2 separate regions of the Homo sapiens genome follow, and region 2 is linked to region 1. A link is an interaction called in ENCODE POLR2A ChIA-PET data of the cell type or tissue named here. Cell type or tissue: Caco-2. All regions are shown on one strand. Each heading gives the region's core, and the rest is flanking DNA. Links, peaks and the distances in the headings are about the cores only.

What was found. Peaks named below come from ENCODE experiments on the same cell type or tissue, not always from the same donor. Only the 100,000 strongest peaks of a DNase experiment are listed, where the experiment ranks them.
Region 2: POLR2A ChIA-PET joins it to region 1 with 7 read pairs; 2 of 35 experiments call an interaction of 5 or more read pairs at or near these places.

The regions. Positions count from the first base shown.
Region 1 is chr22:39,203,015-39,208,290 of GRCh38, reverse strand. No RefSeq gene overlaps it. Among named protein-coding and RNA genes, the nearest start is that of PDGFB, 39 kb to the left of the region's middle. RefSeq lists enhancers at 2,335-2,384, 2,357-3,296. In Caco-2, for the core only: no CTCF peak of the experiment used is centred there; a DNase peak (open chromatin) is centred at 2,810.
Region 2 is chr22:39,426,433-39,430,947 of GRCh38, reverse strand. TAB1 (TGF-beta activated kinase 1 (MAP3K7) binding protein 1) reads right to left here. Exons shown (of 11, transcript NM_006116.3): 9 at 4,023-4,245; 10 at 2,765-2,927; 11 at 1-933. The coding sequence ends at 726. Among named protein-coding and RNA genes, the nearest start is that of MGAT3, 28 kb to the left of the region's middle. RefSeq lists an enhancer at 1,426-2,068. In Caco-2, for the core only: no CTCF peak of the experiment used is centred there; a DNase peak (open chromatin) is centred at 2,217.

The sequences.
Region 1 (5,276 bases), core at 745-4,744:
CTTGTGCTCCCTGAGACAGGGACTGAGGGTGTCCTCTTCACCCTCACACCTGGCACAGTGAACTTGACCTTGAGGCTGGCCAGACTGCGGCAGGGAAGTGAGTATGGCCAGGGCAGGAGGCAGGACAGGCAGGACCATGTCCTGGGAGAAGGGCGGGGCAGGCTGGGGACATGAGGGTGCAGGGGTGAGGGGTCAGATAGTGGTGACTTTGAGTGCGTGAGAGAGGAGGGGCTCGGTGCCCTGGGTTCTGGCAGGATGGCAAGACCACCTCTCCTCTCCTGAAGAATCAGGCAGTGACTTGGAAGCTGGTTTGGGAGATTGGAGGAGTGACAGCAGGACCATGATCCTGTGGGATGGTACCTGCTACGTACCAAGTCTTGTGTTCGTTCTGGGGATGCAGCTGTGCCCCAGACAAGGATCCTGTCCATGGAAACTCACAGCCTAGCGGCGGAAGAGGGCAACGGAGTGGATGGAGGAATATACCCCTCACACTGAGGTTCAAAGCTGGTAGGTGCCGAAGGGCACTCACTGCAGACCTACTGTGCACCAGCACTACTGAGTCAGGATCTCCGTTCTCTGGGAGCTCAGCTGCAGGGAACAACACTGTGTGTGCATGTTTGCACCCCCTCTCTGTGGGTCTGTGGTGAGTGGCCAGTGTGTGTTCGTGTGTGTACAGCTGTCTGTGGGTGTGGCTGGGAGCTTTTGCACCTGTGAGTATGTCTGTGTTTTGCTGGTAGTATTGTGTGTGTGTGTGTGTGTGTGTGTGTGTAGGAAGGGAGCAGGCATCTGCAGCAGAAGCTGAGGTCTCAGGTCTTGGGGGTTTCTCCCACACACCTGCCCCTTGGCCATGGGGTGGGGTGGGGTGCCCCGAACGCCCTGATACTTTGTGGGAAGAAGGCTGGGCACAGCGGGAATGTTTGGTTTCCTGGGTGAAGGCGGAGCTGGCCGTCTTCCCATGACAGATGTAGGAATGTTTCTGCTATTCAAGGCGGAAGCAGGGGTGTGGGGGCCGCCTGAGGCCTGCCCCAGCCCTGCTCCAGGCCACCTGTCTATGGCCTGGGAAGCAGCTGGGCACTGCTAGGGAGAAGCTTCTAGACCCAGGGCTGACCCTACTCTCCAAGCCCCATCTCCCCAGGAGGCTCAGGTCAGGCCCAATTCACCTCCCTCCCAGCCCCCCAGGACAGGAGAGGAGAATGGAGTCCAGGGTTCAGCCCAGAGGAGGACTCCCATGAGGAGGGGGCTTTGAGGAAATGGGGATATTGGGCGTCTTTCCCTGGCAGCTGAGTTGGGGGCAGCAACAGGGGAACAGCGGGGAAGCATCCTTAGAGGTCCCCCCATCAGTCAGCCCAGCTGCAGACAGCCTCAGGGTACCCTCATTTTCTTTTCTGAGTCCTGGTATAATAGAGCTTCAGAAGAGTCAGCAATGGCAAATTCCTCAAATGGGGAAACTGAGGCAGGGGTGGGGTGCTGACTTGGCCAGGTCGCCCCACCCCCAGCAGTCCTGACCCCAGACCCCCAGCTCTCCCAGCGCACCTGCCGCTCACTCCATGGAGGTTATGGCCCGGGTGGGGTACAGGTAACATGACCACCAAAATCAGCGGTGACCTGGCCTCCACCCTCTGGAAGCTAGCGCTCCAGAACCCCCAGCCCCTCCCTGGGTTTCAAATCCTGCCTTGCCCCTTCCAGGCTTCCGTCTGTGAAGCCAAGTGACTCTTCCCACTCTGTCTACACAGCCTTCCCAGGGATTGCATGTAAAGAACCAGGTGAAGGTTGGGCACAGTGGCTCATCCTTCAGTCCCAGCACTTTGGGAGGCCAAGGCTGGTGGATTGCTTGAGGCCAGGAGTCTGAGACAAGCCTGAGCAACATGGAGAAACCCCATCTCTACAACCGAAAAAAAAAAAAAAAAAAAAAGAGCGTGGTGGTACATTCCTGTAATTCTAGCTACTTGGGAGGCTGAGGCAGGAGGATCACTCAAGCCCAGGTGATTGAAGCTGAAAAAAAAAAAGCGTAGGTTGGGCGCGGTGGCTCATGCCTGTAATCCCAACACTTTGGGAGACTGAGGTGGGCAGATCACCTTAGGTCGGGAGTTCGAGACCAGCCTGACCAACATGGAGAAACCCCATCTCTACTAAAAATACAAAATTAGCTAGGTGTGGTGGCACATGCCTGTAATCCAGCTACTCGGGAGGCTGAGGCAGGAGAATTGCTTGAACCAGGGAGGCAGAAGTTGCGGTTAGCCAAGATCGCGCCACTGCATTCCAGCCTGGGCAACAAGAGCGAAACTCTGTCTGAAAAAAAAAAAAAGGCCTGGGTATTTGAAGACTTTGTGTCTAGGCCAGGGATGTGTTGGGGCCAGGTGGTTATTGGTGATTGCTGGCTGCAGTCTGAACAACCCACATCCCCCACGAAGCCACTGGGAGGCTGTGGGTGGTGACTGGGGGGTGTCCCGGGGTGTGGTGTCGTGGTATTATGTTTGTGAGGGCATCACTTTCCCCCACTGCATCTTAGTGGCTTCCTCCCCTCCAGCTGGAACCTGGGTCCAGCAGGCGGGGAAAGAGCCCACAGGGAGGGGAGCTTGTGAGAGAAGGAGGGCCTTGGTGACTTGGTGCTGATGTGCCTTGTTTTCCGGGCTGGCACAGGCAGGACACCCTGGATCCCCAGCCCTGACCCTGATTGTCCCTCAGGCCCCAGCTGGACCCAAAGTCACTTTCTTAGGTTTGGCTTTGAGACATCTCTTCTCCCTCTCCCTTTTACTGTCTCTCCCCTACCCTGAAGATCAGAGAGGAGGGAGGTGCCTGTGAGTCACCTTGTGACTCACAGGAGGGCACAGCCAGGGTCTGGGGCGGGAGTGTGTGCAGTTGTCCAGTGTGCATGTGCATGTGTGTGTGCACGGTCAGCATGTGTGCATAGGCAAATGTTCATGCATGTATGCTTGTGTGCACCTGTGCATGTTTTGTGAGGGGGCTGAGCTGGGGGAGGGGGAGAAGACATGCCTTGGCTTTCTCACCTTTAAAATGCATGAGCTCTGGCCGGGCGCAGTGGCTCAGGCCTGTAATCCCAACGCTTTGGGAGGCCAAGGTGGGTGGATGACCTGAGGTCAGGAGTTCCAGACCAGCCTGGCCAAAATGGTGAAACCCCATCTCTACTAAAAATAGAAAAAAATTAGCCGGGTGTGGTGGCAGGTGCCTGTAATCCCAGCTACTCGGGAGGCTGAGGCAGGAAAATCACTTGAACCCAGGAGGCGGCCGTGTCAGTGAGCCGAGATCATACCACTGCACTCCAGCCTGGGCGACAGTCTCAAAAAATAAAAATGAAAAAATAAATAAAATAAAATGCATGAGCTCATGGAAGCTGCCCCAACCCGAGGGGGCCACTAAGTCACAGCCAGGACAGGGTGCTTACCTGGAGCAGGTGCATAAGGCTTGGTTATATTGAAAGCGTGAAGAAATATCAAATAGGGGTAGCAAAGCCATTCTGCATTCTAAATAGTTTACATTGATCAAACTAACACTTCTGACACAACTACCATGCAACGGCCATTTGTAGACCCGTGTTTGGGTCTACAAAATCTTGAAAGTTGAAGTAGATCTTTCCTGAATATGAGGCCCAAACTCACAGACCTCCTGGCCTCCGGAGGTTAATAGGACCCTCTGTGTGCAACCAGGAGACCACAGAGGCCGTGGATGAGGGGAAGGCAGGGCGGGGCACTGGCTGCTCAAGCTGGGCTAGGAGCACTGTGGCAAGGACCTCTGTGTCTGTTGCGTTCGTCCCTCTTCCCTCGCCATCTAGAACAGTAGGCTGTTCTAGATGCACAGTAGGCTCCCAACACAGATGGCTGGATCAGTGATGACTGACTGCATGTCCCAGGTATGGAAGATCTCAACTGGGCCATGGCTGCGGGGATGGTGGGAGGGCGCTGGACAGGGAAGCCTGGTTATCATTCCCTCCTGGTGCTGCTGAAGGCCCCCTTTCCTCCAACTTTGACCAAGTGAAGATGGGTGGAGAGCTGACGCCTGGGTTCTAATAGGACAGGTCACTTCCCTTCCCTAAGAATCAGTCCCCTCCCTTGTCTGTAAAACAGGGATGCACCATGTTCCACCTTTGTGGTTTCTGGGCAGCATCAGACCATTCTCTGAGGTCTTCTCTAGCTTCAGGATCCAGAGAAATGGCTTGGGAGGGCTGGGCGCGGTGGCTCATGCCTGTAATCCCAGCGCTTTGGGAGGCCGAGGCGGGTGGATCACTTCAGGTCAGGAGTTTGAGACCAACCTGACCAACATGGTGAAACCCCACCTCTACTAAAAATACAAAAATTAGCTGGGCATGATGGCAGTTGCCTGTAATCCCAGCTACACAGGAGGCGGAGTTTGCAGTGAGTTGAGATTGTGCCGTTGCACTCCAGCCTGGGCGACAGAGCGAGACTCCGTCTCAAAAAAAAGAAAGAAAGAAAAGAAAAGAAAAGAAAAAAGAAAAGGCTTGGGAGAAGGGACTTCTGGAGTAACAGGGGACTTGGAGACAAAAGGAACAGAGGAACAGTTTGTGCCACGAAGACAAAGCATTTCCCAGACGCAGGGGTTTTACAGTAAGAACCCACAGGGTGCGTCTGTGCAATCCCACGTGGATCAACACACGTGGCCCATCCTGACAGTTTTCAAGCCAACCCCACATTTTGGTCTGTGTATTCAATCAGCTATACCTCCCCTCCAGCAAGCTAGGCTGCCGGTCAGCCCCGATTTTTTATCTGAGCACAAGAATGTCCAAGAGTGATGTTCAAATGCCGTAGCAACATTTACATCCAGGGTTCCTGGCTTTTCCCTGTGTTTCCCAGCCAGGTGGCCCTGTAGAGACCCAAACGTTCAGCCACCACAACTGCTTCTTAGAGAACCATGTGGGCTCCTGGTGACTTAGGTACCCACCCTGGTCCTCTCCGGCCATCTGTGTCCTCCTCCACCCTGGAAGTCGGCCAGGATTTGATGTCAGGCTCACCAGTTTACATTTTCTGTTATCAACAACAGTTCCTCCTTTTCAACCTTTCTTTCTTTCTTTCTCTCCTTCCTTCCTTCCTTCCTTCCTTCTCTCTCTCTCTCGCCCGCTCTCTCTCTCTCTTTCTCTCTTTCTTTCTCTCTTTCTTTCTCTCTTTCTTTCCTTGAGACAGAGTCTCATTCTGTGGCCCAGGCTGGAATGCAATGGTGCAATCTCGGCTCACTGCAAGCTCCGCCTCCCAGGTTCAAGTGATTCTCCTGCCTCAGCCTTCCTAGTAGCTGGGATTACAGGCGCC
Region 2 (4,515 bases), core at 1-4,000, 220 kb before region 1:
GGGCCAGTCCTCACCTCTCCCGCACGCCTGGCTCTGGGGAAGCCCAGGCCGCCATCCTCTGGCAGTTCCAGGTCTCTTAGACCACTTCCCCCTGGCTCCTTTCCACCTGGCCTGCCCCTTCTGTGGCCATCCCAGGCCCCAGATGCTGCCCTGGTCCTCCTGAACGTTTACAACAGATGACACAACCAAGGCAGGTCCAGGGGTGGGGCCCAGGGACAGATGCGGACACCAGCCTGGGTTCCACTCTGGATGCAGGAGCACAGGGCTGAGAGGCTGGAGAAGTGGAGGGCTACTGTCCCGAGGTGAGGGAGGTGATGGTGGGAGGAGGGGTGGGCTTGGGACAGCAGGGTCTGCTGGGCCTGCAACACTCAGGGTTCACAGGGCGCCTCTTCCTGCTCTGTAGGAGGCTGCTGGGGAGGCTCGGGCGGCTTGCAGGCCCACTGCGGTTTCTATACCTGGCCCTCTGCTCTGAGAAAGGGCGATGGTCCTGGCTGAGGCCATCTGGGAGGAAGTGGCCTTCAGCTTCCCGGGTGGTGACAAGGTATGAACCACAGGTCCAGTCTGCACTCACACACTCTACTGCCCGGAGAGCCATGGGACAGAGTCTGCTGTGGGCAGAGGATGGGGCACCTGCTGGCCGTTGTGGCACAGGCAGATGTTAGGAAAAGGCTGGACCCTGTCCTGCCCCATGCCAGGCCCTGCTTGGGCTGCATTCTCCGGCTGCCCTACGGTGCTGTCACCACGCTCTGCTCGCCATGGTCCACGCTCCAGAGGCGGTAAAACTCAGCAAAGTCCACATAGGGCTCAACACGACCGTCCTCGCCAGGCGGGAGCGAGTGGGCGGGCCGGGAGCGGAAGAGGCCTCCGTCAGAGCTGGAGCTGCTGCTCTGCGTGTGCGTGTTGGTGGACTGCAGGGTTAAGGTCGGGCTTTGGCTGCAGGACAACAGGGGAGGGAGTCAATCAGAAGCAGCCGGGTCAAGGGGCCTGGGGCAGAGTGGGGACAGAATGGCCCCTGCCTCTACCAGCCTCTTGGGCCACAGGCCTTTCTGGCAGAGGTGACCATAGGAGCTGGCCCAGCCAGATGATCTTAGGAACAGATAAAAAGTCAAATTTTAAAGCACCAGATGCATGTGGCTACTTAAATGAACTAAAGGTAAAGAAAATGGGGCTGGGCGCGGTGGCTCATGCCTGTAATCCCAGCACTTTGGGAGGCCAAGACGGGTGGATCACCTGAGGTCAGGAGTTCGAGATCAGCCTGGCCAACACGGTGAAACCCCATCTCTACTAAAAATACAAAAAAAATTTACCCAGGCATGGTGGCGTGTGCCTGTAATCCCAGCTGCTCGGGAGGTTGAGGCAGGAGAATTGGTTGAACCTGGGAGGCAGAGGTTGCAGTGGGCCAAGATTTTGCCATTGCACTCCAGCCTGGGCAACAAGAGTGAAACTCCGTCTCAAAAAAATGGAAAGAAAATGGAACACTCAGTTCAAGCGTCTAATAGCCACAAGTGGCTAGAGACGCCGTGACAGGACAGCACCCACGCGAGCACTCCCGTCATCACAGGAAGTTCCTCGGGTGAAGCTGAACCACCGACTGTCCATTACCATCTCTCTAAACCCGTCCCAACCCAGGACCTACTCAGCAGGGCGGGCAAGGTGTCTTCTTCTAGAAAACCTTCCTTCGCCCCCCTCCCCTTCAATCTCTTCTCATCAGCTGGGTGGGGACGGGCACCCACCTTCTATCACAGCTGGAACTGCCTGTTAGCGCTGCCCAGCACCAGCACAGGGCCAGCCCATGGTGGGACCAACTATGGCTCAGACGCTGAAAGGAGTGAGGAACACAGGCAGGGGAGGAGAGTGGGTTGTCCTGCCTTGTCTAGGGCCACAGCGCTCACACTCTGCTTTGTGGACACAGCTGGAGGACTCCTCCAGGCAGCCCGGCAGGGGTGCTGGAGAGGCCACCCCTACTGCACTCAGGATGCCCAAGGAGCTTGCTCGGCCTGGCAGGCCTTTCTAGCCCCGTGGCAGCAGTCGCAGCATCCACAACCCAGAGGCAGAGGGAAAGGAAGGCCCCCTGATGGGGCAGAGGCATGCAGGCCGCCCACCCCCCTCCAGGGCCTTTCTAATTGGCCACATCCTGCGCACTCCATCCTCAGAGTGGGCTGGGTGTGGCATCTCTATCATTCCATGCAGGGCTGGAATGTGGAAACCAGATCTGGGTCCCCTGGTGTGGGGAGTGCACATTCTAAGGAAGTGAAGGGGGTGGGGTGTACTCCAGACCTGTCAGGCAGGTCTGCGGCTGGAGGGGGCCTGGCCGCATCCCCCTCAGGCTGTTGCCTCTACCTCGCCCCCTGCCCCAAAACCAGAGAACTCACTTCAAAGCTAAAATCAAGCACATTAGCCAGAAAGCATGGGCTCTGACAAGCCAGTACAGGCCAGACAATGTCCTCAAGCAAGGACACCACAGGAAGCCACCCCACATCACACCGAGGTGAGGAATGAAAGGAAACCTTCCACTGAATGAAACCAGCAGATGGGCCCACAAGAAAATACGAGAAGTAGGCTGGGACCATCAGCCACCTGACCAAAAATCGCACCTGCCTCAGTTTCTAGGGAGACCTCCCTCACCAGGCACGGAGCTGGGGAATTCCAGACCCCAGGGCATCTCATCCACAAGCCTTGGCCCCATGGCCATTTCTGTCCTGGTGCCACAGGACACACACGGGGGTGACAGGGCTGGGGGTGGCTCAGTGGGGAAGGGACTTACTTGGTGAGGGTGGGGGTGGCTTCGTCCAGGGTGGAAGCACTGTGAGCCCCGTTGACCATCTGGCCCTGGGAGGGCATGACAAGGGAGAGGGTCACGCTGGTCTTGCTGGTGCTCTGGGCGCTGGAGTATGGCACAGACACAGGGTACACTCGTCCTCCTGCAGCTTTGGGAGGAAGAGAGTGGGGGCCTCAGGCAGCAGCTGAGGAGAAACCCAGGGTAGCAGGGGCATAGCTGCTCCATGGCCTGATGGGGTGGTGCCTGAGGGCTGAGTGTGGGTGGCGGCCATGCCTGGCTCCCCAAGCCCAGTGGGGCCCCCTGCCCCTTGGGACAGCTCAGGAGGAGTGTCCCTTGTCAGAGACTCTTCCAGGCCGGGCTGAGAACTCCTTATAGCAGTAAATCCTGCTGGTGCTCGAGTTGCCTCAAGGAAAGGGTTACTGCCTGGCTTCCCATGGATGCTTTAATTCAGAGGATAAGTTTGCTCCCAGTTGAGGCTGACCCAATAAAAATATGGTTGCAATAAAAACAGGCCAGAGAAACTCCAATAACCCTGGTGTCCATGGGAGAACAAATCTGTCTGTGGATGCCTGAGCTTTATCTAAGATTTGCTTGTTTAAAGCAAAGAAAAAGAAATGCAGCCCTCAGGAACCGAAGGTCTTAGTGCTGAGCAGCACTGGGGGGAGCACGGGAAAGAGCAGCCACCTCTTTTCCTGAGAACTTGGTTGAAGAATGACATAGGTAAAAAGCAAAACGTCCTTCTCCCTGCCCTGCTCCAGTGCAGCCCAGGGACAGACAGGCCTTGGGGCCTGACCATCTGTCCACATGCCTAATCTCTTCCAGGTCCCTTCATTCTTCAGCCTCAGTTTCCCTCTCTGGAAAACAGGGGTACCACCTGTCTTTAGGGTTGCCCATGAGGACTGAAGGGAATAAGGCAGGCTGTGTGCCTGGCACAAGGGAGGCACTCAATCAGTGGTGGCCATCATCTCTATTATGTGGCTTCAGGGCTCTGTGAATTGCTTGCTGGGGCACTCAGGTTCTGGGAGGTTGCCGGGGCAGGTGGTATTAACCTCATTTTACAGACAAAAGAGCAAAAATCAACACTCAGCTCAGAGAGGCTAAAAATCAGAGAACCTGAATTAGAGCCACTCAGAGCCAGGCCTCCTGACTCCATCTCCGTTTCAAGCAGCCTCGGGGGCTCTGCACCCACCTCTGGCCCCCAGATGGCATCCCCAGGCACTGCCTGTCTGCACAGCACACGTACCTGGGGCTGGGCTCGGTGTGGGCTGGCTCATTTCGCCCAGCGGGTAGCCAAAGTTCCTCACTAGCAGGGTCATGTCCTCGTGCCGGGGGCAGAACCTGGCACGCTCCCCACCACTGGCGAAGGTGTCGCTGTGGATGCGCTTCACCCGGTCCACGACGGCCTGGGCCACTGCGTCCAGGGAGGTCTGCTTGGCAAACTCAGTGTCAATCATCGCAGCAATCTCCTGGGGGAGGGGGTAGGAAGAACCTGGTAAGGAACGAGGTGCGGCCTGGGGGGCATGGGCCATAATCTTGGAGCCTAAAATCAGGAGATTCAGTGGTCAACAGCCCAGCAGGTGAAGGAAATGCCTGCCAGCCAAGTTTGCAATCTGAGCCTTTCAAGGTATTCAGGATAATCCTTCTGGAACTTTCTCATTAGGAAGTGTGTGCTCTTGTGATTGCTCTAATTGTTGGGTGCACACCTCTAGGATGGGGAGAACATCCATTTGACTGGG